Regions from separate parts of the Homo sapiens genome. Here region 2 is linked to region 1. The links are chromatin loops, found by intact Hi-C in ENCODE. Cell type or tissue: CD14-positive monocyte. All regions are shown on one strand. Each heading gives the region's core, and the rest is flanking DNA. Links, peaks and the distances in the headings are about the cores only.

Region 1 (15,753 bases), core at 4,879-12,878:
GCTTAGCAGCTGGCTGGGTCTGCCCTCGGGGGAGGGGAGGAGTTTGCAAAAAAAGGAGGCCCTGAGGTGAGGATATCTGGGGGCCCACCAGACAGGTTTAAAGAGGAAACCTCTTCATTCACAGCTTCGTTGAGGGGTTCCTGGAGGACGTCTCTGGATTCAAGTCCCAGGGGTTCTGGTTGGGACTGTCAGGGCGAAATGACCAGCAGATGCTGGGACAGCAGCTGCCCGCAGACTCGGGAGGTAGGAGGACTGGCCGGGCAGTGTGCTGGGCCCTGCCCTGAGGAGACAGACCAGGTGGCTACAGGATCTCCTCCCGCGGGCTCCTGGCCTTCAGAGGGGTCTGCCCGTTGGGTACAGAGCCATTCTGACCATGCAGGAGTTTGCCCTTCTCTCGGTCTGGCCATGTAAAGATGGCATCATCGCTGTCCAGCTCTGACTCGGAGTGCATCAGGCTGCTACTTAGCAAAAGGCCTTTCTGTTTGATGCCTGCAGGGAAAACAAGGAATCCAGCATCAGGAGACTGGCCTCAAGGCTGGAGCCACCCCCACACCTTACCCCAGCCTGAGGAGCCAAGGAACAGGGCAAGTCACAGGCTCCTCTCCAGGCTGGGAGGTGCAGATGGGAAGGAAGCTTCCCTAGTCCTTCTCCCGGGCCCAACTGGTTGGAACAGTCCACTAAGGGGTGTCACAGAGTACGGATGAGAGCACACCTGGGGTCTCCTGCTGGTTCTTCATCTCCAGTATCCATGAGCTTTGGTTCAGGCCACTCAGTGACATTCTCTTTTCTTTACCTTTCAAATTTGGAATATTTTATCACCTCCCTCTATGGGTGGAATGACATGGTAGGCAGGAAAGCACAAAGAACTCAGGCTCTGGAGAATGAGCTTTTAGCTGCACCCTAGGTCAGCAAGGCCGCTGAGTGCTGGCACAGCAGGAGTGTGCAGTTTCAGTCCATGTAGACATTTGCTCTGTGGGCTCTTGTCTGCTGTGGCTTCACTGGATGCTAGGGTGGCAGAGTAGGTGCACACTTGGACAGGTCTCTCCTGCTGGGAGAGCCTGACTGAAATGGGGACTCTCAGAAGCAGTCCCAAGCAGCCAAATCACAGAACACACAAAGCAAGAACCGTATGAAGCACCTGGGGTCGAAGAAGACACCTGCGATTCTGCAAGCCATGGCAGTCCCTTCACTACTTATCCCTATAGATGCCGAGCGGCCACAGACATGAAATGTGGTCTGATAAGAAGAGTTCCAACAGCAAAGATGGCTGCCCTCTGGCTGGTGCAAAAACTCCAGAGAAAACAAACAGCAGGCTGAGATAGCAGGACTAGAGTGGGAGCTGCCAACAGGTGGCACCCCCTCAGCAGTGTTCTGGGTCCTGGGAATGCCCACGCCCAGGAGCTAACCTCCCTCCTTTCTAAAAAAGGTAACCAGTCAGGTGAGGGGTGGACATCTTAGGGAGAGGGGAGAGCCCTCTCCAGCACCACAATCTCATCATCCAATAATCATTCTCCCTTCTCCGGGGAGAAGGATCCAGATCTCCCTCACATACTGAAAGTGCCTTGAGAGGATTCCCAGCCATTCAGCCCTTCCTGGCCACACCTGACTTAAGGGTGGCAGTGCCCCGAGCTCTCCAGGCTGAGCGCATCCAGACCCTGATGCGCCTGCCATTCAGGACCACATGCGCCCAAGGACCTTGTCCATGTACAGCTGTGCCTGTGCCACATGCTCTGGGGCTTGGGCAGGGAGCTTCCTCACCCGCGTTGGTGTCAGGGTTACAGTTCTGGGTCTTGACTGAACCTCTCCTACTGAGTCTTCGGGCAGCGGAGCAGCAGGGCCACAGAAGAACACTGACCGCCAGGACATCTCCAGTGTGGTGGGGACAGTGGAAAGGGCCCTGGCAAGGGCCCAGGTCCTCCAAAGGCCCTGCCTCACCCCTTGAAATACCCACCTGTTCACAGCTGCCTCCTTCCCAAAGCCCCTCTGGCTATAGCAGTGAGGACAGGAGCCTAGGTTCAACCTAATATACTTCAATAGAAAGTTTTAGAAAAAAAATCAATAGAAAACAAAAACAACAACAAAAAACAACAGCAACAAGAGAAAACAAAGCCATAGCTGCTGAATGTAAAGGGGGCCTCCTGAGGGGGGCAGCCCTACACTTACCAGGTGGCACTGCTCTCCTTCCTCAGTTACTGTTCATCCTCAGCCTAAACTGGCTCCTGGCAAACTGTCCGTCCAGACTCCCGCGCACACACATCCTCTTTCCCCCCAACGGACCCACTCAGTTTACCCTTCTTCCAGCTAAACTTCTTCAGTTCCATACCTGACACCATATGGTCTTGAATCTCATTCTCCTCGTCCTCCTAGTGACTCTACTCTAGGCTGGACCTGCTAACCCACTGAGCCCAGAACAAGAACCAGTGCTTCCGGCCTGCTCAGACCCACACCGAACCTGAGCGGGCTCTCCCAGCTCCCTTCGGTAGACACTGCCCACAAGAGACCAGCCCTGCTGCCCTCACCTGGTCGCACGTTGTTGGTTTTGGTCACCTAGATGCCACTGGAACACCCCATGGCTCTCCCCTCTCCCTAAGATGTCCGATGTGCTGAGCTCAGGCTCCCATCCAATCTCACCTCTGCAGCGCGGCACTTCTCCGGGCCATCACCGCCCGTTTCTCCCCTCCTGCCTCAGAAGAGGCATCTGAACTCCATGCTCCCTTTCTCTCCTCTCTTCCCTTCTCCCTCCTTCCTCCTCAGTCAGGAAGCACCTCTCCAACGCACCACTCCTCTACCTGCATTCGACATTGCCACCCACAGATCTGTTCATGAGCCCTTCTCTGAGGAAGAGGAGGCCCTTGCCCTCTGCCTGCCATCCTGCTTCTCTAGCTTTCACTGCTCAGCTTCTAAAAGGATTTTTAAATATTCAGGGCCTTCATCTCCTCACTGCGCTTTCTAAATCACCTGCGCTTTCACTTCCACTGTCACTCCCCACTCTACTGCAGCTCTCTGATGGGCCAGGAGCTTCTCTGGTGCTATCAATTCTGATTCTTTGGCCTTTGCAGCAGCAAACACCGACGGCTGTCCCCTAATGAATCCCCTCCTCCCTCCTGGATGGTCATTCTTGGGGTCCTCAACCCTAGGCCTCTTCTTTTGTCCTTCAACATTCCCCCATAAGGGATGTGACCCTTTGTGGTGCTGATCCTCACCAGCAGATGGGAGATTCCTATTTCTACAGTTCCATGTCTGACTCTTCTGCTGAGTTCCATTTAATTCATCTTCTCTTACCCAGTCACTGCATCAGAGGTTCTGATTCTGTCAACAGCACTATCATTCTCCATCTCTCGGTTGGAAGTCAGCCCTGACCTTGCCAGACCTAGCTATAACCCACTGACACCACGCTGTGTGAATCACTGTCAGCTCCTCCTTGGACCAAAAATCTCCTTGCTGGTCTCCACACTTGTAGCCACTCCCCTTCAATTATTATATGTTGTCACCAGACTGATTTTCCTAAACCAGCTTATCCAAGACTTTGCTTCCCAGCATCACCAGGATAAATGTTTAACTCTGCAGGCTGATAGTCAAACTTTCACAATTTGGGCCTTGTCAATCTTTCATTCTCATTCCCTCAACTCCATTCATAACTGTCTTGCACCAAACACTTGATCTCCACCATTTCTTCTCCAGTCTCTCCCATCTCAGGGATACTACCACCACCCAACCCACAGAGGCTCAGTGCTGAAGCTGGGAGCCATCCTTCCTTTCTCCCTTCTCCCACACGCCTTGGCCAGCAGACCACTAACCTCATCAAGTCTTCCTCAAAAATGTATCTAGAATCTATCTGCCTCTCAACCCCAAGGACATTCTATCTAACTTCCTTTCAGCTAGCCTTTCCCCTCCAACCCCTGCATCTGTCAGCCACAGTTATCTTTTTTTTTTTTTTTTTTTTTTTTTTGAGACAGAGTCTGGCTTTATTGCCCAGGTTGGAGTGATCTCAGTTCACTGAAACCTTCACACCCCCAGGTTCTAGCAATTCTCCTGCCTTGGCCTCTCGAGTAGCTGGGATTACAGGCACCCACCACCACGCCCAGCTACACAGTTGTCTTTTTAAAATATAAACCAAGACCGGGTGCCATGGCTCACACCTATAATCCCAGCACTTTAGGAGACCAAGGCAGGCAGATCACTTAAGCCCAGGAGTTCAAGAACAGCCTAGGCAACATGATGAAACCCCGTCTCTACCAAAAATACAAAACAACAACAACAACAACAAAAAAACCTGGGGATGGTGGCGCATGCCTGTGGTCCCAGCTACTTAGGAAGCTGAGGTGGAAGGATCACCTGAGCCCAGGAGGTCAAGACTGCAGTGGGCCTTGATCGCACCACTGCACTCCTGCCTGGGTGATAAGAGTGAGACTCTGTCTCAAATAATAATAAATGTAAACCAAATCCCACCATTCATCCCCTTAAAAAGCTATCAGTGGCTCCCCATTGTACTCAAGAGAAGTCCTCAGCAGGGACCCTGCTCATCCATTGAGCCTTGGGTCACTCACCCCTTACTCTGTGGGAAGGTGAACCTGTCCATCATGTCACCTTCTTCTACCTCCTCAAATGCTCTCTGCTCCTTCTAGCAGCTGGGTCTGCACCAGTTTTGTTCCTTTGCCTGGAATGCTATTTCCTGCAGCTTTATCTGGCTAGCTCCCACTTATCCAGGTCTCAGCTTAAGTGTTTTTCTTCATAAAGGCCTTTTATGAGCATATTTTATGTATTTGTGAGTTTGCTTAATGTCTGTCTGACATAAGCTACACAAGAGTGAAGTCTGTCCGTTTGATTCACCACAATATAAGCAGTGTCTGGCACAGGGCCTGGCACATAGTGGTCCCGCTCCATATCCACAGATGAATGAGACAGCCCCTGCCCTCAGGGATTTCACTGATGGGTGGGGAGACAGGCAAACATAACTAATCATGAGACAGCGAGAGAAATGCCGACCCAGGCATGTGAGAGAAAGGTGAGCACAACTTGAGGAGGTTAAGGGAGGGATAAGAAAGAGCTTTCTAGGGCTGGGTATGGTGGTGCATGCCTGTAGTCCCAGCTGCTTTGGGAGGCTGAAGCAGGAGGACCACTTGAGCTCAGGAGCTGGAGGTTGCAGTGAGCTATGACTATACCACTGCACTCCAGCCTGGGTGACAGAGCAAGACCTTGTCGCCACATTTTTAAAAAAGAAAGAGATTACTGGATGAACCAGAAGAACTTGTTTAGAAAAGAGGGAGATCAGCAAAGAGAAAGATTCCAGAAAAGCAAACTGATGTAAGCTCACAAAGGCCACATCTACCAGACCAAAAGTTCTAGCTTTTTGTGCTAGAAATAGTAAGTCATTGAAGAATGTCAGGGGGTGAAAAACATGATCAGAGTAACATGATAAAAACCTTGGCTGCAGTGTGAGGGGTGGGTTTTGCACATTTCACCTCCAGGCCCTCATTCTCAATATTCCTGGGTGAAATGCCCCGCCCGCCCTCACTGCTCTGGTTTCCTGGGCTCATTTCAAGCCCCACCACCTCCAGTCTCCACCTTGACAGTGTTGGTGGATCGAGCTGCTTGGTGCAGAGTCCAGACTGCTGTGAGCCTGTTCTCTTCTGCTACTGTGTGTCTTTTCTCCCTCACTAGACTGAGAGCACAGCCTGTGTCTGATGACTCCCTATACCCCCATAGCCTCTCCCTAACACAAAGCTTTAAGCATGAAAAGTGTTTAATAAATGCTTTATATAAAAATAGTTCTACTTGCAGAGTGTTTAGGAATCGCTTTATAGAGTCTAGCTCTCATAAACCAATGATACCTGTCCCATGGCATCCATGATGAGTGAAACCCTCGCCAGGTGACCCAGCCCAGCGGAGGAAGGAAGGCCTACTACCTGCCCTGATCTCCCAGTGCCATCACTCAAAGTCATCTTACTGTTTGTGCAAGGAAATGCCCTCCTATCTGCCCTAAGACACTGACAGAAGCTGAGGACTTGCCAAATGATAAAGATAGGAAGACAGGAGAACAAGGCTGGCTGAAAGGTGGTCAGCTGGCAGACACGGGCCTGGGTCTCATCTCTGCCCATAAAGCACAGACTGGTCAGCAGTAAGAGACAAGTCCAAGGTCCCTGACCCTGACTACCTGGGGCAGTTGGAAAAGCGGAACTCCAGGTGGGAAACATGAGGAGAATGCCCAGGCAAAGGAAAACAACAGGCCCAGCACCCCCGCCAAGCGGAAGTAGCACGCGAAGTGGGTCCTGGAGGCATTTTGTCCAGTGCAGCTCAGGGCAAATCTGACCCTCAGTCTTCATCAGGCAAAAGGGAACAAAATGCTTTGCAAGCACAGTGGGCTGTTAGTGACACACTCAGGAGGGGCTAGTGACAGCAGCCTTCCACAGAGAGAGTGCACAGACCTAGAAGCTCTGGCACCCAGGGCCCCTACCTGCTCGGGAGGTTGGCTTCAGCTCCAGGCTTTCCTGATCCGTGGCATCCAGGATCTTGTACTTGCTTTTCCTCTTGGGTTTTCCTTTTTGCCTAAAAAACACAACCCCCACCCCTGCTCAGGAAAGAGGTTCTCTGGGAGGATGAGGATGAGAGCCAGATGTGCATGCAGGGCCCTATTTTGGTGGGGCACCTACTGAGAGGGGTGTCCTCTCCTCACTTCTCAGCCAGGAAAGGTGGCAACTGTGATTTGTTCCTCAAATGTTCCTCAGCAATTCTGGAGAAGGGCAAGGGAGCTATGACCACCTTGGCACGGACTCACCATCCCACAGGGGCAATGAAGGACAGATTGGTTAAAAACGTAAAGAAAACAAAATCCTCTGCTTGAAGGGTGTGGGAGGAGACAGGCATTACACTAACAAAGTTGGTAATGGTGGTTGTCTTAGACTGGTGGGAATTTTTAAAAATTCCTTTAGTTCTAAGTTTTATAAGAGGTTATACTGAAAGTTGAATCTCAGCTCTGTCACTATCAACTGGTCCTCAGACAGTGATGTACCTTTCCTGAGCCTAAGTTTTTTTATCTGTAAAATGGGAAAAGGTTATGTGTCTTAAAAATGATATTACCTATAAAAATATTATGGCACACAGTATACACAGAAATAATATTATTAATAATGAAAACATAAAATAAATGTAACCATTCCATCTTAGAAGACTCAATAGGAAGACTCAAATGAAAAAACACAGGACGCCTGAGCCTGGCTAGCCTAAAGTGCATGTGTGGAAACATGCACACTCATGAATCCCAACTAGAAAGAAGGCAGAATTAAAAACTCGCGGGCTATGCTGGTGAGGCTACAGTGTGGTGCATTAAAGAAAACACACCTTACAGATGTGATCCGGGTCTGTACCCCTGGCCCTCACGCTCACTCCCCCACCTTGCCCTGCTCCCGCCCAGCCATGTTTCCCAGGTTCCAAATCACTGCAGTGGCTGCCACTCACTGAAGGAGTGTGCCTCTGCCCTCAGGAGAGTCTCAGGGTGAGCAAAGCTGCCCGTGCATGCCTTAGGTGGGTCAGAACTCTCTAATGCTGACTAAGGACCCAGCCCAGTCCTTCCACGTGGAAGGTGCCAAATACCTCTCTGAGGAACGAATGTATGACAAGAAGCCCGAATGAATTTCAAAGGAAAATCCATCTTACCTCTTACAACAACAGATCACAGTCCAAGACAGGATTCCCAAGGCAACAACAATGACAAAGGTAGCAATGATAACATATAACACGCTCCACTCTGCCAAGAAAATCAAAATGGTGAGGGCTGTGGAGGGAGAGGCTGGGAGGGAGGTCTGGGCTGCTCCCAGCTTGGGCAGGTGTGGCTTCACTCTGGAGACAAGAATGCCTCAGGCTCCCCAGGAAGGTAAGACCTTGGAGTTAAGGGCAGCTGAAGCTTTAAACCTTTTGAAATGTCCCTGCTTTCCAGTCCCTGCTCCTGGCAAGCCCTGAGACCCTGCAGCAGTGGTGCAGGCTGAAAAGAGCTTTAAGAGGGAAACGAGGGCTTCCATTAGGCTACAGCACGGAGGCACTCCAAAAGACAGGAGGCTTTTCAGCTGGTGGGATTTAGGCTGTAACTGGCATTGGATCTGAGTTAAGCCTGGTTCTTCTTACACGACTGCTTCAGGGCTTTCCTCTAACCTTGAGCAAGTGTGGAGGAAGGAAGTAAAAGTCCTCTGCAAACAGAAAATACACAAAGTTCTTCTCCTTGCCTGCTCATCTGCTTCAGAAACACCAACACCCACCCACTCAGTGCAGAACCACATTCAGCGCCAAACAGGCTGGCACTGTGCCACATAGAAAACTCACCACAGTTGCTGTCTCCATCCCTCAGCTGCACCTTGATGAAATTCTCCATCCAAAAAGGGTCACAGATACAGCGTTTGGTGAACGAGTCACAGTGGCCATGGTCGGAACAGTTCAGCTGACATGCTGAGAGTGGCAGCAAAGGGAAGAAAGTCAACAAGACTCAGCCAGGGGTGACAAGCAGCACCTAGAGCCCATGAGGGCACCAAAGCACCCCAGATTAATGCTATGTGGTGAAATGTCCTCGAGACCCACCTTGGGCATGGTGCCTGCCTTTCTCATCTCGACTGGACAAAACTGGAGCAGTCAGGAGGCCACTAGAAAGACACTTCCAGCCTGTCTTCACTTGTTGTTTGTCTATATCAGCAATTCTTAATCTTTTATGTCCCACACATCCCCTTCTCACAATTGGAAAAATAAAATACCTATAGTACTTCAAAGGAAGGCAATAATTATATTAAACGTTTTTGAAATATTTAAGAAGACAGGCTGGGCATGGTAGCTCACACCTATAATCCCAGCACTTTGGGAGGCCGAGGCAGGCAGATCACTTGAAGTCAGGAGTTCAAGACCAGCCTGGATAACATGACGAAACCCCATCTCTACTAAAAATATAAAAATCAGCTGGGCGTGGTGGTGCATGCCTGTAATCCCAGCTATTTGGGAGGCTGAGGCAGGAGAATCACTTGAACCCGGGGGGGCGGAGGTTGCAGTGAGCTGAGATTACACCACTGCACTGCAGCCTGGGCAACAGAGCAAGACTCTATCTCAAAATAAATAAATAAATAAATAAATAAATAAATAAGCATTAAACAACAAGAGCTAGAAGTGGGTTTAACAACTATCATAATTTTGAAGTAGTGATAAGTAAAAATGACATCATGTAATGTGATAGGAAATTATTTGTGATTTCTATTGCCTCAAAGCCACAGGTTCTGTTGATACTACTGTAGTTTGTTGCCTACATTGATCATTGAAGTAAACAGTGAGTTTCAGTCAGAGGTTAGTGAAAACAAAGATGTAAATTTTTCCCCACTCAAGCTCACAGCCTTCTGAACACGATCTCAGGGGCCCATGGGCCCCAAGTTAAGAATCCCCAGTGATGAATCAGGACTCTTTCATGGTAATAGTAGTGCAAGAGAATGATTATCTCCATCTTCCCAGAGAAAAGAAGATGAAGGCCAAGGACAGAAAGGACCAATGGGTGAGCTGCAGGCACTAGGTAGGCTCTTGCTCCCAAATTCCCAGAATTACTCACTGACAGTGTTGACTTCCAAGGCTCTGAATATCAAAAAGTCTGCCTTTTGCTTCCGCAGCTCACTCTTGAGCATCGCTGCCACCTCATGGCCTTTGAAGATCTGGTGGGGAGGCTCGTTTTGAACAAAAAATACCATTTTGGTGCTGCAGAGACATGCAACAGTACTAATGAGCTGAAGCGGTCCATACCTGCAGCAACAGCTAACATTTACTAAGTACCTTCTGTTTGTGACAGACACTGTGCTAAGTGTTACATGCATTCTGTTACTACAAGCCAGTGAGAAAGGTGTTATCAGGGTCATCTCCATTTTACAGAGAACAACACTGGGGCTTTGTAAGAGGGGTTAAGTAACTTGCCCAAGGTCACACAGTTGATTATGGCAGAGCCAGATCCCAACCCTGTTATGTCTGACTACAAAGTCTGTTCTTTTTAAAATGCCCTAAGCTGCCCCAGCTAACAAAAGAACCCATTCCTCCAGCAAGAAGACCCATACTCTCCATCTAACTGGAGGATGAGACAAATGGGGATTTGGTATGGCTACATTCCTGCTGTCCACCTTTTTCCAGCTAAGACTGCTGGGTTTGTGACTAGTTTACTTGAAAGACAAACCACAATGCTTTGTTAATGTAAATTGTTGGACAGCATCACAACATAGCCAAAACAATTATGATGACAACAAAAAGATCTTACACTGTAGTATGGCTGCTATGAACTTATATTACTCCATGCCCAGAATCTGTTTGCTGATTGTCAATTCCTGTCCAAGATAGGCCACATGTGAACTCACATCTGGGTAGTACCAAGTCTGTTCTATGCCTTAGCCTTAATTTTTAGTAGCCTGCCCCTTGAGCTCCATGTGAGTTTTACAATTAGAACCTTCTAAATCAGTGAGTCACACTGGTTTACAGGTGTGACCAAGATATTGATCCCCTCATCATGCAGTGTGGCTGGGTGGGACCTGGGCATCCTAGAGGCCCTGGACCAGTTGCTTCCAATACAAGCAGCCTTCTCTGTTTATCCCAAGGTGCCCTATAAATGGTATCATTTTCCAGGCATGCATGACATAAAATCTGAGAAGTACTGCCACAGACTTTCTAAAAGCTTGCTGCACAGTGGGATTAACAATGGGGCATTATCAATTCCAGAAACAAACAAACAAAAAAAAACTTTTGCCATAAAGGATGTGTGGTCCGTTGCCCATTATCTTCTCCCAGTTACCTAATTCATGCTTACAGTTTCAATTTCGGTCTATATATCAATAACCCTCAGATCTTTATCTCCTTTCCCCACATCTCTCCTGAGTGACCAGTCTATATCTGCAAATACTTGTGTGAATATCTACCCCAGAGCTTCAACAGATACCTCAAATCCAACAAGTCTCAAAATCAACTCATAACCATTAATTGCACACTATGTGTGAGGGACTATACAAACATTAACTTATTTAATCCTCATAACAATCCTATAAATAGGTACTAGTATTTTCACAGATAGTAAAACAGGTTCAGAGAGGTGAAGTAACTTTCCCACAGAGCTAACACTAGTAGGGCAGGGCTCAGAAGCTGGGTCTAATATAAGGGCCATGTTCTTTCCTACTGTAAAATACTATTTTCTTCCAATCACATGTTCTTCCTGAATTCCTTAACTAAGTCAATCCAGTACAAGCCAGAAGCTCAGGGAAACCCAGAAGCTTCTCTCTTGCTCATGCCCCCTATGCAGTGCTGGTGAATCTGAGCAACCTGTCAACAGTGCTCTTACCAGCACTCTTGCTAACATCTTTCCACTGCTTGCCAGCCAATTCCCGCCAGCTTGGATCAATCAAGCAGCCATTTGCCCTGTTCCTACTCCCAGGCTGCTGAGTATACTTATCCCTAATCGTGCTATCTCTGACCTAGTGAGCCCTGACTGTAGATTAAATTCACCTGGGGAGCTTTTCCATTCTAGGTACCCAGACCCCACTCCAGACCAACTGAACTATAATCTCTGGGGCTAAGGCTTGGGCAGTGTTATGTTCAGACAACCTCCGCAAGATTCTATTGTGTGGCTGGAGTTGGGAACCACTGCTCTCACCTCATGTTTCCAACTTGGCTGGTCCCCCAGATCTGCCTCCATTTATTACCCATCCCCTATCTCCACCATCTCCTTTTCCTCTCAGTCTATACAAATGCTCACAAACTTCCTATTTTAAAAAGATGTTCATGTTCCACAAGGACCACAATGAAAAAAAATTTTTAAAGATATTCTTTCAATCCTACCTCCCATATTATTTTCAGCACCAACTTCCTCAAAAAGGTGTTATACTGACCATCTCTGTATCCTCAAACCATGAAATCTGTCCTCTGCCTCCAACATCTAAGTAAAATGCTCTCACTATAGTTGCACTGATCTACTAATCACAAACCCATAGGCCTACTTTGTGTTCTCACCACACCTCCATCCCTGTAGCATCTGAATCCTTTGGAAGCACCCCTTTTGCCAGATCACCCCTTAACTTCCAGCAGACTACTCTCATTTGGTTTTCCTCCCACCTGATTGCTGTTTCTTAGTTTCTTTTGCTACCTCTTCTTTCTCTGCCTCCTCCTTAAATAATGATGCCCTTCAGAGTTGTGTCCTTATCCATCTTAGCTCTCTCCTAGTGAGACTCACCCGTTCTCATGGCTTTGGCTCCTGCCTGTATGCAGTAACTCCTATCTCGGGCTCTTCCTTCCACAAGTTCCAGCCTTTACTTGTGGCTATCTGACGGAACATCTCCTGACGCAGCCAGTAAGACACCCCAAATTCAATCATCCATACTGGTTTCGCCTGCCTTCCCAATCTCAGTTAATGACCTGAACCATCTATCCAGACATCCAAACCAAAAGCCTCACATTTGCTATCTCACTCACCTTCATTCGTAAAGGGCCAGGTACTACTGAATTACCACTGAATTTCTTTTAATTTCTTCTCCTCTTCTTCCACTATCTTAATTCAGGTTTTATTACCTTTTCACTGGACTAGTCCAGAAGCTTCCTGAATGGTCTCCCAGCCTTTGGTCTCTCCCTATTTTAGACTAGCTTCCACACTACTGATCTTTCTTTAAAAAAAAAAAAAAAAAAATCAAATTATGGAAATTCCTTGCTTTTAAAAACAAAACAAAAACTTCACACACATAAAACAAACCAACTTGGATCTGCCTACCCAAACTATTAAAACTAAGATCCTCAGCTTGCATATAACTGTTCTCAATCTCCACTGCCAGTCTTGTCTTCTACCACATCCTGGGGCCACTAAGCTTGAACCAAGTGACTTCTTCTGGAAGAAACTGTGTACTTTCATACCACAGGGCCATTGCTCAATGCTGTTGCCCTGTTCTGAATTTCCTCCCCATCCTCCCATGCCTGGTCAATATAAGTTTCCTTTTCCCCTTTTTTTTTCTTTTTTTTTTTTTTCTTGAGACAGTCTCACTCTGTCTTCCAGGCTGGAGTGCAGTGGTGTGATCAGAGCTCACTGCAGCCTCAAACCCCTGGGCTCAAGTAATTCTCCTGCCTCAGCTTCCCAAATAGCTTGGACTACAGGCGAACCACACTGCACCTGGCTAATTTTTAAATCTTCTGTAGAGGTGGGGTCTTGTTATGTTGCCCAGGTTGAAGTTTTCTTTATTCTAGAAAAATCTTTGGATTACTCCTACCCCAACTCTCCTAGAAGAATTCATTGTCCTTGCCACAGTGTTCCACAATGCCGCTTGTTGTACCAAACCCACACCGTACTAATGTTCCATATTTACTTATCTCCTCTACTAGACTGTGGTTGTCAAAATAGTTGACCTCCTACACCCTGGAGCCCTGCTGAAGTGTCTAGTACAGCGCATGTCACCTGCACTAGAAGACAGAAGTCTATTGAAGAAAAGGCAACATGAGTGTTTCTGGTCAGAAAGCCCACCTTTCTCTATCTAACCACACTATTTCTCAGCTCATTCAAGAAGCCCGGGGGCCCCTGGTCTTTCCTTTGCTCCCCCCATTCATTGCCCAGCTACCTCTGCTCCGTGTACGGCTGAATCTTTTGCACAATGATGTCGGAATCCAGCACCCCCAGGAGGACCCCAATCTGGCGGATGAACATCCCCTTCAGCCTCTCAGTTAGCTGACTGACGTTGATATCCAAGATGATCTCCACCAGGTTGTTTTTCCTGGGATCTGGAAAGCATGTGGATCAGTCATGGCTTTAGAAGTAGGAGAGTAAACACAGACCTGCCACTGTGCATTTGCTTTGGCACAGGAGAGAAAGGAGTGAGAACATTCAGATATCCTTCAAATGGAAAGGGACAATAGTGAATTCCTGATCGGGCAATCTGGGGCTGGCTTAGAAAGCTTCTAAAGCACTCCTGCTCTCTATACCAACCTGAGAATTCCCACACATGTGCTGGGGATAAGGCTGAAGCAGTGATGCAATGAGGGGTGGGGAGTAATGACGGGAGTGGGGAAGAGAGAAACACTTAAACATTTGTTTTAAAAGCCTCTGTGCAACTGGCAGTGCTGAGCAATCCAGGCCAAGTGGGGGTTATTAAGCAATCTCTCCTGACTCACATCTGATTTTCAGTGCCTCGCTGTATTTTGTGCACAACAATGGGAGGAAAAGTGTCCATCTCAACAACCTCCTCAATAATGGGAATGCATCCGTCCCTCCAGGTTTAAATACAGTTAACAAAAGAAAATCCAGTCAGCCAAGACACAAGGATTTCCTTAGAGCCACATCACAGCTGCACTATCTTTGTATAACTCTAAAACGGTGAGGCTATCATGTTTTACTTTTGAATATGTCCTAAAGATGTTCTACATTTGGAATTTCAAACTGATTGTTTGGAATGCCTTATTTACATACTTGAATGCACCACTTGCCTGTTCTGATGTATAATTTGCATAATTAGTAGACTATCTGTGATCTGACTTTAAACACCAAAGAGATTTTATAGTGTCTCAGCTACTGTCCTTCCTAGAGGCAGGACAAGGACTGGAAGACCTCCCAAGATCCCTTCCTGTCCAAAACATCCATATATGAGGTTGGCCTAGATAATAAAGAGTAGGTTTAAAGTTAATACCATTTCATCAGAAGCTCAGGAATTTATACAGCTCTATCCCACCTCCATACTCAGTGCCTCCCTATCACCATATTAATCTCAAAGCAAAATAAAAACATGGTTCTATTTAAGAAGAAAATTTTTATTTCTGCAAAGCTGAAAAATGTAAAGAGCACTATTACTTTACCTTCCCTGGATTATCAGACAAGGCCTGAGGCTCAACTTATAAAAATAAATTGTTTTCTGCATCTGGATGCTGATGAGACATCATGACTCAAGCTATTCCCATGCTCAGATTCCCAAGCACTCTGAGCCCTCTCTCATCAGTCACGAGGAGAGGAGAAAGTGCTGGACTACGAGCACAAAGGCCTGGCTCTGACACAACTGCTGTGTGACACTGAGCAAGTCCTGCCCTCTCTGAGTTTGTTTCTCCATCTGAGATGAATAGGGGGAGGTCTGTATTTCTGCATGGGTAGGAGGTATTATTGGAACAGACGGTCTCTATGGATTTTTCAGCTTGGGGTTTCTCGATTATTTTTAAAGCTGGACATGCCATCTGGCTCTGTCCATGCTCGGGGAAGGGGATCTCAGGATAGAGGCCTTGATTGGCTGATTCAGCAATTCTACTCAGCCTCATCACTAAATGAACTCACCAGGTTTCACCTCCACAGTGGTCCGGTCTGTGTCACTCTCACCCTTTGCATCGGTCACTTTCAGGTGAAAAGTGTAGGTTCCCTCAACCAGGTTTGAAAGAAAAAGGATAGGGTGATGGTCAGAGTGATTTAACACCTCCTGTAGGGTTGAACAACATGGCTATGTTACAGAACAAAATGCCATTCCTTTCCTGGAGTCAGTTGCTGCTTTCACCATAACTAGGCCCTTCAGGGCTGAACTGTTTCAACCTTGGGCAGTTCCTGATACGGAACAGCATTGCAGCCTACAACTGCTAGGATCAGGGAAGGGAAACCCATTCTGTGCTATACTAGCTTACAGAATGACCCTAAGCAAGTCACTTCACCTCCCTGGATTTCAGAGAACAATCTGGGTTTGATATAAGGGACCACTTGATTAAAGCATATACTGGAACGCGTGGCTCCTCCTCCTCCCCACTCCTGTGTAGCTCTCCAGCTCC
Region 2 (15,753 bases), core at 4,900-12,899, 97 kb before region 1:
TCATATATATATGTATATAGTAAATCCATCGTGTTCTCTATAGATTTCTTGATGTTTCCAGTTTTTCTATTGCAAATTTATCCTTTATGATTATTCTTGCATATGTTTCTTTATAACATATAAGAAATTAATATGTATGCAATTCAGTATAAGATGTGTTTCTTATGGTAGGTCTCTAGGGCAGAGGTTGGCAAACTTTTTCTCTAAAGGGCCAGATAGTAAACATTTTAGACTTTGTAGGTCATACTGTCTCTGTTGCAGCAGTTCAGCTCTGCCTTTGTAGCATAAAAACAATACAGATAAGGCCGGGTGTGGTGGCTCACACCTGTAATCCCAGCACTTTGGGAGGCTGAGGCGGGTGGATCACCTGAGGTCAGGAGACCAGCCTGGCTAACATGGCGAAACCCCATCTCTACTAAAAATACAGAAATCAGCTGGGCGTGGTGGCAGGCACCTGCAATTCCAGCTACTTGGGAGGCTGAGGCAGGAATATCCTTTGAACTCAGGAGGTGGAGGTTGCAGTGAGCCAGGATTGCACAACTGCACTCCAGCCTGGGTGACAGAGCGAGACTCCATCTCAAAAATAAAATAAAATAAAAACAATATAGATAGTACATAAATGGATTATTGTGTTTCTGACAAAACTTTAGGGACTCTGAAATTTGAATTTAATGTAATTTTTCATGTGTCAGGGAATGTTCTTTTGATTGTTTTTTAAACTATTAAAACATGTGAAAATCATTCTTAGCTCTTGGGCTATACAGAAACAGAAGGGAGGTCTCTTGGATTTGACATGCAGGCATAGTTTACCTACCCCTGCTGTAGGGTATATTTGAGGAGGTGATTGCTCAGGCCTAGGCAGGTGTACATTCTCAACTTTGCTAGAAACGCAAAACTTAGTTTCTTTTGTGCAGTTGATCCTTGAACAACATGGGCTTGAACTGTACGGGTCCACTTATGCATGGATTTTGGATTTTATTTAGTAAATACAGTTGGCCCTCTGTATCAGTGGATCCTGCAACCAAGCGTGGATAGAAAATGCAGTATGTGAGGGATGTGAAACCTGCTTATACAGAGGGCTGACTTTTTTTTCATATCAGCAGTCTCATGCCAACTGTAGGCCTTGAATATGCTCGGGTTTTGGTATCTGTGGGGTAGGGGAATGTCCTGGAACCAAAGCCCCAGTAATACCAAGGAAAGACTAGTTTTATCCATTTACATTTCTGTTACTGGTTAATTAAAGTTGTGGTCACCTCACATCTGGCCAACACTTGATTTATTAGACTTTTAATCTTTGTCAGTATGGAGGATATAACATGAACTTCATTTTGTCTTTAATTTGCATTTCCTTGTTAATGAGTAGTTGAACATTTTTCACATTTATTGGGTATTTTTAATTTTTTTTGTGAAATGCCTGTTACGTTAAATCTATTACCCACTTGCTATTAGTTTTTTTCTTATTGAATTGTAGGCATTCTCTAAATGTTCTGAACAATAAACTTACCAGTTATAGATGGTGCGAATAAACTTCTCATTCATCTCTTATGTCTTCATAAAATCTTTGCATATGCAGAAGTTAATTGATTTTAATGTAGTTGAACGATAATAAATTTATCAGTCTTTTCCTTTATGGTTTATATTTTAACCCCCATTTTATTTAGGAAAAATTTCCTGGGCTGAGATCAGGAAGAGCAATTACAGTTTGCCCTCTGTATCCATGGGTTCTGCATCTGCAGATTCAACCAATCGTGGATCAAAAATATTTGGAAAAAAATATTGATGATTGCATTTGTTCTGAACATATAAAGACTTCTTTTTCTTGTCATTATTCCCTAAACAATACAATATAACAACTATTTACATAGCATTAACATTATATTCTTTTTTTTTTTAAGATGGCGTTTCACTCTTGTCACCCAAGCTGGAGTGCAGTGGCGCGATCTTTGCTCACTGCTTCCTCCGCCTCCTGGGTTCAAGCAGTTCTCCTGCCTCAGCCTCCTGAGTAGCTGGGATTATAGGCACCTGCCACCACACCCAGTTGATTTTTGTATTTTTAGTAGAGATGGGGTTTCACCACACTGGCCAGGATGGTCTCAAACTCCTGACCTCAGGTGATCCGCCTGCCTTGGCCTCCCAAAGTGCTGGGATTACAGGCATGAGCCCATAATATTAAGTTCTATAAGTAACCTAGAGATGAATTAAAGTATATGGGAAGATGTGTATAGATTATGTGCAAATACTATTCCATTTTATATAAGAGACTTGAGCATCTGTGGGTTTTGAGCATGGTTGGGAGGGGTGTCTTGGAACTAGTGCCCCATGGATATGGAGGGATGACTGTATATTATTTCCTAAAATCTTTATTGATTTTGCCTTTCACGTGTAGCTTTTGAATTACCCTACACTAATTTTTTATATGGTGTGGAGTAGGGAACTAATTTTATTTACTATTATAAGGCTAATAAATTACCTTACTCACCAGCATCTATCAAATACTACCTCCTTTCTCCAGTAAGCTGCAAAGTTTCTCTATAACTACATCTGTAGGCATTTCCCCACATTCTCAGTTAATGTTTTCTTGGACTGTTTGTTTGTTTATTCCTGTGACAGTACCAAGGTGTTCTAATGAATGAGCTGTGTAATAATTCTTAATAATCTGATGGGACACATCCCTGAAAATTTTTCTTCAGGAATGTTTTGCCTATTCTTGCCCCTGTTTACATTAGAAATATCTTGGGAAGTTTCTGACAGAACAAAATCAAATAACAAAAATTTTTTGGGAATTTTATTTAATTATCATGAATGTGTAGATCAACTGAGAGAGAAGTGGCATTGTGTCTTTCTATCCATGAACTTGGTATGTCTTTGTATTTATTTAAATCTTCAATGTCTTTGAATACAATTTTATAATTTACTCTGTAAAGTAGCAGTCCCCAACCTGTTTTGGCACCAGGGACCAGTTTTGTGGAAGATAGCTTTTCCATGGACCCAGGCGTCAGAGGGAGAGGCAGGATGGTTTTGGGATGATTCAAGCACATTACATTTATTGTGCACTTTATTTCTGTTATTATTAGATTGTGATATATAATGAAAATAATTATACAGCACATTATAATGTAGAATCAGTGGGAACCCTGGTCTTGTTTTCCTGCAACTAGATGGTCCTATCTGGGAGTGATGGGAGATAAGTGACAGATCATCAGACATTAGATTCTCATAATGGGCAGGCAACCTAGATCCCTCACATGCATAGTTCACAATAGGGTTTGCGCTCCTATGAGAATTTAATGCTGCTCTCCTATGAGAATTTAATGCTGCTGCTGATCTGACAGGAGGCACAGCTCAGGCGGTAATTCAAGCAATGGGGAGTGGCTGTAAATACAGATGAAGCTTTGCTTGCTTGTGGGATGCTGACCTCCTGCTGTGAGGCCCAGTTTCTAACAGGCCATGGACTGGTACTGGTCTGTGGCCTGGAGTTTGGGTACCCCTGCTATAAAGGATTATCATGCAAGCTCTTTATTTTATATTTTAGCATTTAAGTTTTATTTAATTGGATGTAGGGCAAGGTTGGGGTCCACTTTTATTCCTTAGATGAGTAGCCTATTGTGCCACCATAATCTTTTTATCACTGAACTGAATTAGCACCACTGAGATATATTTAAAGTTCTATGTATATTGGGATCTATTTTGGAATTTCTATTACATTCTATTAATATATTTATTTTTATATTGATGCCATATTGATTTTTATTATTTGTATATTTATTTGAAGGAGTATTTTTAAATTACTGTGTATTTATTGGCTTTGTGGTATAGACATTTATCTGCTGGGTCAAGCCACTGTCTCAGTTTTATTTTTTGTAATTTTTGCTTTCCATTAAGCCACTAAATTTTAACATGATTTTATATACTTTCCAAAAATATTTTGTTGGACTTCTAATTGAAAATGATACATGTACATATATTACTTTTGGGCAGAATCAATATTTTTATTATGTATTTGTTCTTACATACAATAAGAACAATAAGCCCAAATCTTAGCATACAGATCTTATTTTATGCCATTCACTAACATTTTATTTTCAAGTAATATTTATTGTGCTTTTTCTTGTATCAGTTGTTCTTTAGTACTTTGACAAATGTAAAAATTTTTATTTTTTATATTGAAAAACTTTTTTCATTTCTAGATTCTTATTGCAAGAATAGTCAGGGTGTTACTTAATTCCCTTATTAAATCTAGTAGGCTTTTAAAATAAATTTGAATCTGTAGTTATGCATTATAAAGCCATATCATCTAAAACTATTTTATTTCTTTTTTCCAGCTTCTTCACATTATATAATTTTAGTGTTTTGCTAAAATTTGTAGGACTTCATTAAATATTAAAGTAGTAGTGACTTTTGACTAATTCTTGATTCTAAGTAAAGTAGTTAATTTGTAGTATTTTGTCATTGGGGGCTGATTGTAGTTGGTTTCTGTCAAATAGGCTTAGGCTTTATTACATTAAAAAATATATGTTCCCATTCTACCTTGAGGAATGGCTGAATAATATTCATATTTATATATTGCTAGATTCAGTTTGCTAATATTTTCCTGACAGAGTTTGTGTTAAGATTGGAGTTATAGCTTCATTAAATTTTTATACAATTAATCACTGAAATCATCTGGACCTAGATATTTCTTGGTGTGATGGTTTAAAATTCTGAATTCACTTTCTTTAATAGATACAGCATTTAAAGAATTTTATATTTCATCTTGTGTCTGTTTTTGGTAGGTTGTATTTTTCAAGGCATTTGTTCATTTCATTTTTGTTGTTATTTTTAGACAGGGTCTCGCTCTGTTTCAGGAGTGCAGTGGCGCGACCTCAGCTCACTGCAGCCCCCACCTCTCATGCTTAAGTGAGCCTCCCACCTCACCCTCCCCCGTAGCTGGGACCACAGGCATGTGCCACCATTCCTGGCAATTTTTTTTATTTTTATTTTTTGTAGAGAGAAGGTCTTTCTCTGTTGCCTAGGCTGGTCTCGAACTCCTGGGTTCAAGCAATCCTCCTGCCTTGGCCTCCCAAAGTTCTGGGATTACACTGCTCTTGGCCTCCATTTCATTTAAGTCGTCCCTGTCTTTTGAACTGTAAGCGTTTTGTGGGGGATGGAAAGTAGCATCTCAATGCATTTCCCTGGTAACCAATGGTGTTGAGCATTTTTCAGAGTACTTATTGGCCTTTCCTAAATGTTGTTTTGTGAAGTGTATGTTTGAATTTTTGTCCATCTTAAAATTTGTTTGTCTTCTTTTTATGAAGTTGTAAGGATCCTTTTTGTTGTTGTTGTTGTTGTTGAGACAGGGTCTCAGTCAGTTGCCCAGGATGGAGTGCAGTGGTGTGATCATGGCTCACTGCAACCTCAATTTTCTGGGCTCAGGTGATCCTCCCACCTCAGCCTCCTAAGTAGCTGGGACCATAGGCACATGCCACCACGCCCAGCTACTTTTTTTTTCTTTTTGTACTTTTTTGTAGAGATGGGGTTTCACCATGTTGCCCAGGCTGGTAGCGAACTCCAGGCCTCAAGCGACCTGCCCGCCTCAGCCTCCCAAATTACTGGGACTACAGGCAAGAGAATCCTGAGCCTGGCCCAGGATTCTTCATGTATACTAGTTTGGATACAAGTCTCAATAGATAGACTGATAGAAACAGATGGGGCTATCTCTGTGTCTGTCTCCATCAGTCTACATCTGTATTTCTCTCTCCGTATCCATCCATCCATCCATCTATGCATTCATCTGTTCTTTGGATTGCCTTTTGTTGTATTGTTGGTGTTCTTTGAAAAGCACAAATTTTTAATATTGATGAAGCCCAATTTTATTATTATATTTTTATGGTCTATGCTGTGTTCTAAGAAATCTATCATAAGATCATGAAAATTTGTACTTGCTTTTTTTCTAGAAACCTTATAGTTTAGGCTTAGCTTTTATGCTTAAGTTGATGATCCATTTCAAGTTTCTGTATGTAGTGTAAAATAAATCTTTTTGTATATGGATGTCCAGTTGTATCAGTAACATTTATTGAAGATTTTTTTTTTGGATTGATTTACCTTGGCACTTTTGTGGGAAGTCATTTGACCAATGTTTTTGAGTCTATTTTTGGACTTTTCTATTCCACAAATCCGTATGTTTATCCTTAGGCCAATATCACACTGTCTTGGTTAATTTAGCTTTATATTAAATCAGAAGTTTGGCTGGGCACAGTGGCTGACACCTGTAATCCCAGCACTTTGGGAGGCCAAGGCGGGCGGATTGCCTGAGGTCAGGAGTTCGAGACCAGCCTGGCCAACATGGTGAAACCCCATCTCTACTAAAAATACAAAAATTAGCTTTGCGCAGTGACGGGCACCTGTAATCCCAGCTACTCGGGAGGCTGAGGCAGACAATTGCTTGCACCCGGGAGGCGGAGGTTGCAGTGAGCTGAGATCACGCCACTGCACTCCAGCCTGGGCGACAGAGCGAGACTCTGTCTCAAAAAAAAAAAACAGAAAAATTGTTTTGGCTTTTCATGTCTCTTGTAGTTACACATACATTTTAGAGTCAATGTGTAAATTTCTAGAATAATCCACAGAGACTTTGGAGTTACATTAAATCTCTAGATTAATTTGGGGGAAAATTAACACCTTAAGTATATATAGTCTTTTCATAAGCATGGAATATTTCTTTTTTCCTTTTTTTTTTTTGAGACATTCTTGCTCTGTTGCCCAGGCTGGAGTGCAGTGGCGCTATCTGGGCTCACTGCAACCTCTACCTCCTGGGTTCAAGCGATTCTCGTGCCTCAGCCTCCTGAGTAGCTGGAATTACAGGCGTGTGCCACCATGCCTGACTGATTTTTATATTTTTAGTAGAGATGGGGTTTCTCCATGTTGGCCAGGCTGATCTTGAACTCCTGGCCTCAAGTGATCCACCTGCCTCGACCTCCCTAAGTGCTGGGATTACAGGTGTAAGCCCCTGTGCCCAGCCGCTAGGATGTTTATTACAGTATTGAGTAGAAGTGGTGAGAGGAGAGATTTTTAACTGTTTTTTTCAACTTAGGGGGAAAGTATTCAGTCTTAAACTGTTAAGTAGGTCATGAGATGTTGATTTTTTTTTTTATAGATGCCCTCTCTCAGATCAAAGACCTTCTTTTCTCTTTTTAGTTTACTGAAAGATATTTTCATGAATGAGTATTAAATTTTGTCAGTTGCTTTTTCTCTACTTAGATGATCATGTTATTTTTTCCTTTAATGTGTTAATATGAAGATGAATTTTTAAATATTAAACTCACTTTGCATTTATGGGATAAATCTTACTTATGATATATTATTTGTTTTATATGTTTCTATATTCAATTTGCCAATATTTTAAGTATTTATGCTAATATTTTAAGCAGCTATGTTTGTGAAAGATACTGGCATGTATTTTTCATGTAATGTGTTTTCCTGGTTTTGGTCCCAGGGCAATATTGGCCATATAAAATTAGGAAATATTCCTTTCTCATATTTGCTTAAAGAGTTCATATAAGATGGGTTATTATTTCCTAAGTGTTTTATTTACTCAATTCACTAGTGGAGACATCCGGGCCTGGGGCCATTCAGATTTTCTATTTCTTCCATGTCAGTTTTGGTAATTTTCACCTTTTGAGCCATTTCTCTATCTGCACAGTCAGAGTCTGCATCATCATGGAAATGTTCTTGTACACAGTTAAAGTATGGTAGCCACTGGCACCTGTGACTGTTGAGCACTTGAAATGTGATGGGTGCAGAACTGAAGTTTTAGTTTGACTAAATTTATTGCTTCTGGGCCTCTTGGCTAAGATCAAGTGTAATTTAATTAGAATTAAGTTTAAATAGTCAAGTGTCACGTGGCTACTGTATTGCATATCACAAAGCTAAACTGTCATTTATTTTTGTAAAGTTGTTAATCATTCTTATGTATTGCCATCAAGTTAATAATATTTTAAACTGTATGGACCTCCAGTTGTTTATAATATTTTCTTAGTTTATTTTTAATTTCTATGAAATCTGTAGTCCCTTATTTCATTCCTGATATTGGTAATGTGTATCCTCCACCACTCCCCGTATTACTTTTTTTTTTTTAAAGACAGGTTTTTACTCCTGTTGCCCAGGCTCTAGAGGGCAGTGGTGCGATCTCGACTCACTGCCATCTCCGTCTCCCGGGCTCAAGCAATTCTCCGGCCTCAGCTTCCTGAGGATTACTGGTGCATGCCACTTCACCGGCTAATTTTTGTATGTTTTGTAGAGATGGGGTTTCACCATGCTGCCCAGGCTGGCCTTGAATTCCTGGGCTCAATCAGTCCGCCTGCCTTGGCCTCCCAAAGTGCTGGGATTACAACCGTGAGCCACTGTACCCAGCCTCCCACATTACTTCTTAAAAAACATCTTTAAAAACTTTAATTGTAGTAAAATATACGTAAAATGAAATTTACCGTCTTCACCATTTTTAAGTGTACAGTTCAGTAGCATTAACTGTTTACATTGTTGTGCAATCAGTCTGTAGAATGCTTTTCATTTTGCGAAACTGAAACTGTACACCCAATTTCCCAACTCGAAATTTCTCTCTTCTTTCAGCCTGTGGCAATCACCCTTCTACTTTGTCTTTATGAATTCAGTTATTCTGTATGTTATGTAAGTGGAATCATGCAGTGTTTATCTTTATTTGGACTGATTTTACTTAGCATAATGTCTGCAAAGTTCATCCATTTTGTAGTATGTGTCAGAATTCCTTTCTTTTTAAGGCTGAATACTATTCCATTGTATGTATATACCACATTTTATCTGTTTATCTATAGTTGGACACTTGGGTTTCTTCTACCTTTTAGCTATTGTGGATGAGGCTGCTATGCAGGAGGGTTATTTTGGAACCAGTACTGCACCATGGTGGCTGGAAGTGGAATGTTTTATGATCAATATTTTAACTAGTGCCTAACTTACAATTTCTGTATGATTTTGAACTTAACTCAGAAATAGTTCTATAGAGGTGAGACGTTGTGGCTCACACCTGTAATCCCAGCACTTTGGGAGGCTGAGGCAGGTAGATCACCTGAGGTCAGGAGTTCGAGACCAGCTTGGCCAATGTGGTGAAACCCTGCCTGTACTACAAACACAAAAATTAGCTGGGAGTGATGGCGTACGCCTGTAATCCCAGCTACTGAGGGAGCTGAGGCAGGAGAATCACTTGAACCTAGGAGGTGGAGGTTGTAGTGAGCCAAGATCATGCCACTGTACTCCAGCCTGGGTCACAAAGTGAGACTCCATCTCAAAAAAAAAAAAAAAAAAAAGAAAAAAAAAAGAGAAAGAAATAGTTCTATAGATAATTTCCCTAAGTAGCTTTCTAAGCCTATTTAACTCAGTATTATTTCTCTACCATAATGCCAGTTGTACTGTGTGAACTACACATAGCAACATTTCTATAGATGTAGTGTTAGCAAACCTTTTTCCTAAAGGGCCAAATAGTAAATATTTAAGCTTTCTTGGCTGTGGTCAACAAATATGACTTTTTGCATTCTCCTTATTCTTCTTTTTACAACCTTTTAAAAATGTAAAATCATTCTTAGCTTAGAGCCATCCAGAAATAGGCCCTGGATAAAATTGTTTAATTAGGACTTCTTCTATATATATGTATTTATTTTGAGATGGAGTTTTGGCTCTTGTCACCCAGGCTGGAGTGCAATGGCACTGTCTTGGCTCACTGCATCCTCTACCTCCCGGGTTCAAGCAGTTCTCCTGCCTCAGCCTCCTGAGTAGCTGGGATTACAGGCGCACGCCACCACACCTGGCTAATTACTTGTATTTTTAGTAGAGACAGGGTTTCACCATGTTGGCCAAGCTGGTCTCGAACTCCTGACCTCAGGTGATCCACCGGCCTCGGCCTCCCAAAGTGCTGGGATTACAGGCGTGAGCCACCGCACCCAGCCTTCTATTTTTATTTTCAAAAAAATCTCCATTGACCATTTTTGCAGATAGTATGAGCTCTAGTAGAAGTGGTTTATTCTGTTAATGAACTTATGAGAGTAAAAAAATGAAGTTGTTATAAATTTACTGATGCCATTGAGGGAAAAAAAGTACAAGTTACTCTGTCTCTACAGTTATAAAGCCCTTAATAAAGGATTATTTTAACATTGCTTTCTTTTTTTTTTCCTGGATTATAAGGGGTAGCGTTAAAAATTAGGTTTAGGGCTTGAACAGATTCTTGTTTATCTGAATAGAAAGGGATATCAGCTAAATCTGCTGTGACAAGTGAAGAGAGAAGATGAAAATACAGATTTTTGTTTTATAAGTAACAGAACTATGTTACAGAAATTTTGGAATTAGAAGGAAGAATAGTAGGAATGCTTATGGGCCTAAAGATTGGGGTATAGTTGGGTCATTGGTACCGTCTCCCCATATCTCTGTGGTATTGTGCTTCTGCAATTATTGGCAAAAATGACTTTTGTATTTATTATTTTGCTTATTATGTTATTCTGCTTACAAAAGTAATATGCTCTTTGAAATACTGACATGTAATAAGATATGAAAATTTTACTCAGTAAGATGATAGTTTATTACAGTGATGTGCTTCAGTTTTAATAGACTTTTGACAGTTTTTAGGTAATTGCTGAATGTTTTATCAGTTTATATAGATACCTCTAATCTTCTTGATCATTGTTGCCAGAACACTAGAAATAACAGGGATCATTCTAAAAAGTAAAGTCTGTTGTACTTGTTCTCATATTGAAAAACAACAATTTGTTTTATAAAATGGTTTATACTGTACTTCAAAGTCATAATTTTTAAAGCCTTAGTGCGTAAGTTGACTATTAAAATTGGTAAAAATCAAACTCATTTCTATCAGAAATGTATCAAGTGTAAATATTTATCACCTTTTGGTAAGCTATAAAATCAGATTGATCTAAATATTCCACTGGTTTCAAACTTTAAAAAAATTTTTGAAACACTGTTAGAAATATATTTTACATTGAGACATATACATGTGTATTTCTGTGTGTACACAAACATTTCTTGTAGCATTACTTATTGTCATTCTATATGATACACTTCGCTTTCTGTTCTAGCCCATTAAAAAAATACTGGTTCCTTAATGTGCCCATCCCTGCAACTTGAAAGAAGACTAAATTATTACATTGTAGTTATTATCTCGTTCTCATGCAGAGTTTTCTTTTGGCTATTGCCATATTAATAACTATGATTCTTTTTCAGTTTAGGATCATACATAAGAATTAACCATTTTTCTATTGTAAATGTGCTCTGATAAGAATCACGGTCTGTCACTAAAGGAGAAAACTAGAGTGGCTGTTGAGGAGCATCTAGTAGTTTCAGACACAGCCACACAGTTCAGCATGCTTACCAAGATTTATTGTGTTTGTTCCCAAACTTTATTAATACTTGCCATTGTAATTATATAAGTTAACATGTACATTTTTTTACACTAGTGAAATGTTACTTTGAAAAGTAAACTGTTGTTTCTGTGAAAATTTGAGTGCTTTAGAAAAACTAAGCAAGTCAGTAAAAACATGGATGTGCAAGTGTCTTTACTTTCTCCCTCCATTTTAAAGAAACTCAGATTGCAATCATGAAGATGGCCTATATGGTTGTGATTTATTTATTTTTATTTCATTTTTTTTGAGATGGAGTCTCCCTCTGTCACCCGGGCTGGAGTTCAGTGGTGTGATCTTAGCTCACTGCAACCTCCACCTCCTGGGTTCAAGCGATTCTCGTGCCTCAGCTTCCTGAGTGGCTGGGATTACAGGCATGCACCTGGCAAATTTTTGTATTTTTAGTAGAGACGGGGTTTTGCCCTGTTGGCCAGGCTCATCTCGAACTCCTGACCTCAAGTGATCTGCCTGCTTCAGCCTCCCTAAGTGCTGGGATTACAGGCGTGAGCTATGGTGTCCGGCCTGTGGTTTAGTTAAGAAAGACATATTAGTATAGCCATTATCAAAATCTTGGCTGATATTAAATGATTGGTAAATGTGCTTTTGTATGTCTCAAGTAAAAATAAATGTTTAAGGCAATTGTGTTTCATTTTTAATGATTTTTGGCTTTGACTGTTGAATTACATTGTGATCTTATAAAGGGGTTTTTATTATTTAGGAAATTATATTTTATTGAATAGCAGATAGTCAGATCATCCCTTAGAAATGTTTATGTGACAGCGGCCGAGCGCGGTGGCTCATGCCTGTAATCCTAGCACTTTGGGAGGCTGAGGCAGGTGGGTCACTTAAGGTCAGGAGTTCGAAACCAGCCTGGCCAACATGGTGAAACCTCGTCTCTACTAAAAATACAAAAAAACCAGCCAGGCGTGGTGGTGGGCACCTGTAATCCCAGCTGCTTGGGAGGCTGAGGCAGGAGAATTGCTTGAACCCGGGCAGTGGAAGTTGCAGTGAGCTGAGATCATACCACTGCACTCCAGCCTGGGAGACAGAGCCAGACTCTGTCTTTAAAAAAAAAAAAAAAAAAGTTTCTGTGACTAAACAAAGTGCTAACTTAAGCTTTTATTTAAAGCAAATCACAATCACCTTGTTTTTGTTTTTCATTTTTTAATTTATATAATTTAATTTTTGTTTTTCATTTTTTATATATATATATTTTAAAGACAGAGTCTCTCTCTGTCACCCAGGCTGGGTTCAGTGGCGCAGTCATAACTCACTGCAGCCTTCAACTCCTAGGCTCAAGTGATCCTCCTGCCTCAGCCTCTTGAGTAGCTGGGACTACAGGTGTGTGCCACCATGCCTGGCTTGTTTTTTAATTTTATTTGTAGAGACGAGGTCTTGCTGTGTTGCCCAAGCTGATCTGAAACTCCTGGGCTCAAGTGATCTTCCTGACTCCATCTTGAAAAAAAAAAAAAAAAAAAGTAGCAATCTCAGGGAATTGTTAGAGAACCATGATTTCTAAAGTTGAAATTACTTTTTTTTTTTGAGACAGAGTCTTGCTCTGTTGCCCAGGCTGGAGTGCAATGGCACAATCTTGGCTCACTGCAACCTCTACCTCCCAGGTTCAAGTGATTCTCCTACCTCAGCCTCCCTAGTAGCTGGGATTAAAGGCATGTGCCACCACGCCCAGCTAATTTTTCTATTTTTAGTAAGTGGGGTTTTGCCATGTTGGCTAGGCTGGTCTCGAACTCCTGACCTCAGGTAATCCGCCCACCCCACCCTCCCAAGATGCTGGGATTACAGGCGTGAGCCACCACACCCGGCTGAAATTACTATTAATACTAGTTTATTTCTGAAAATTATGCTTTGATTAAAAACAAAAATGTGCCCTTCCCACTCCCAGCACTGCTGGGCCTGCAGGTCTCTGTCCAGCTGCAGACAAAGATCTCTCTTCTGCAGGATGGGGTTTGTTAAAGTTGTTAAGAATAAGGCCTGCTTTAAGAGATACCAAGTGAAATTTAGAAGATGACGAGAGGGTAAAACTGATTACTATGCTTGGAAACGCTTAGTGATACAGGATAAAAATAAATACAAAACACACAAATACAGGATGATAATTTGTGTAACAGAGATATCATTTGTCAGATTGCTTATGCCCTTATAGAGGGGGATATGATAGTCTGTGCGGCATATGCATATGAACTGCCAAAATATGGTTTGAAGGTTGGCCTGACAAATTATGCTGCAGCGCATTGTACTGGCCTGCTGCTGGCCCGCAGCCTTCTCAATAGGTTTGGCATGGACAAGATCTGTGAATGCCAAGTGGAGGTGACTGGTGGTAAATACAATGTGGAAGGCAATCTTGGTCAGCCACGTGCCTTTACCTGCTATTTGGATGCAGACCTTGCCAGAACTACCACTGGCAATAAAGTTTTGGGTACCCTGAAGGGCGCTGTGGATGGAGGCTTGTCTGTCCCTCACAGTACCAAACGATTCCCTGGTTATGATTCTGAAAGCAAGGAATTTAATGCAGAAGTACACCGGAAGCACATCATGGGCCAGAAAGTTGCAGATTACATGCACTACTTAATGAAAGAAGATGAAGATGCTTACAAGAAACAGTTCTCTCAATACATAAAGAACAGCGTAACTCCAGACATGATGGAGGAGATGTATAAGAAAGCTCATGCTGCTATACGAGAGAATCCAGTCTATGAAAAGAAGCCCAAGAAACAAAAAAGAAGAGGTGGAACCATCCCAAAATATCCCTTGCTCAGAAGAAAGATCAGGTAACTCAAAAGAAGGCAAACTCCCTCAGAGCTCAGGAGCAGGCTGCTGAGAGCTAAACCAAACAATTTTCTATGAGGATTTTTCAGATAAAGACAATAAACTGATGGATAGCAACAACAACAACAAAAAACAGAAATCAAAAAAACAAAAAACAAAAATGTGCAGGAGGAATATGTTAGAATATTTCACAATATTTATTTATATGATAGTTGAATTCCTTAGTTGGTGGTTATACCTTGAAATGATTCTTGGATATAGCATAGAATTATCAGTATACTGCTAAAGCAATGACTAAGAGGGACAAAGAATGGCGGTTGACTTTACCTCGAAGTATGAAATTTGCTTTCATTATAAAACAAATATTGTTCTTAAATTACTTAAAATAACTTTATTCTCCTTGTGCAAAATCTAAGTCTATTTGCATTTTACTGATCACAGTCTCTATTACACAAAGATTTTCCTCCTGAACTCACTGCTCTTTATTAGAGCTTTCTTGTAAGCATACTACAAAGCTGTAATATTCTCAATCTTAAAAAAAATTCTTATAAAAAACCACAAGTAAATAGGCTGGGTACAGTGACTTGCACCTATAATTCCAGCATTTTGGGAGGCTGAGGTGGGAGGATCGCTTGAGTCCAGGAGTTCAAGACCAGACTGGGCAACAGAGCAAGACCTTGTCTCTACTAATAATTTAAAAATTAGCGCGCACGCGCGCGCGCACACACACACACACACACACACACACACACACACACACAGCCAAAGTCCAAAAAACAAAAACCAGACTGGGCAACAGAGCAAGACCTTGTCTCTACTAATAATTTAAAAATTAGCGCACACACACACACACACACACACACACACACACACACAGCCAAAGTCCTAAAAACAAAAACCTCTATTAAGGGCCTCTGAATAGTTATCTCTGTTCCTTCAGTTCCTCTGAAGAATTATTTTATACTAGGATTCTCAGGTTATCTCCTCTCAATCTCTATTGGGATCACTCCACTCTGACTTGTACACTCATTTTCCCACTGATGTAGCTGTTCTCAAGTTAGAAGTTAAGTTCTCAGTCTTCATTTTATCAGTCATCTCAGCAGCATTCATTATGGTTCAGGCACTCCCTCCTATTTTCTTCGTTAGCTTCTATGACACCAGTCTCCTCATTTTTCTCCTACTCTATTAGCTGTTCCTTCTTAGTGTCTTTTTCTGACTCCTTCATTTTGACCAGATTTCTAAATACTGAAGTATGTCAGGACTCTCAGCTGTCTTCCATCTGTAGTAAATAAACTCACTGGGTGATCTTACCTAGTTTCATGAATTTTAAGTACCATCTCTTCATTGATGAGTCCCAAATTTATGTCTCATTTCTTGGCCAGTCTTCTCTTAACTACAGGCTAATATATCCAACTGTCTTCTTGATATTTCCATTTGAAGATTTAAGAAGGATTTCAAAATCTACCATCCCAAAACCAAATTATTCATTCTCCCTCTTTCAGTGTGGTCCTCCCTTAGTGTTCCTATCTCAGGAAATGACACCCTGTTGTGTTATTCTTGACTC

What was found. Hi-C counts contacts between places; a loop is a spot of excess contacts. Peaks named below come from ENCODE experiments on the same cell type or tissue, not always from the same donor. Only the 100,000 strongest peaks of a DNase experiment are listed, where the experiment ranks them.
Region 2: it touches region 1 in a loop (2.5-fold over the local background); 2 of 110 quality-filtered maps call a loop at or near these places.

The regions. Positions count from the first base shown.
Region 1 is chr1:35,434,593-35,450,345 of GRCh38, forward strand. KIAA0319L (KIAA0319 like) reads right to left here. Exons shown (of 21, transcript NM_024874.5): 15 at 15,275-15,413; 16 at 13,581-13,740; 17 at 9,569-9,711; 18 at 8,314-8,436; 19 at 7,654-7,744; 20 at 6,455-6,546; 21 at 1-489. The coding sequence ends at 302. Among named protein-coding and RNA genes, the nearest start is that of ZMYM4-AS1, 76 kb to the left of the region's middle. In CD14-positive monocyte, for the core only: CTCF peaks have their summits at 8,451, 8,655 and 8,967; no DNase peak of the experiment used is centred there; H3K4me3 peaks cover 5,054 bases; H3K27ac peaks cover 7,526 bases.
Region 2 is chr1:35,337,360-35,353,112 of GRCh38, forward strand. All of the region lies in intron 2 of ZMYM4 (zinc finger MYM-type containing 4), which reads left to right. It also overlaps the pseudogene RPL5P4. Among named protein-coding and RNA genes, the nearest start is that of ZMYM4-AS1, 21 kb to the right of the region's middle. In CD14-positive monocyte, for the core only: CTCF peaks have their summits at 8,166 (motif pointing right) and 8,367; DNase peaks (open chromatin) are centred at 8,182 and 8,552; H3K4me3 peaks cover 1,572 bases; H3K27ac peaks cover 4,042 bases.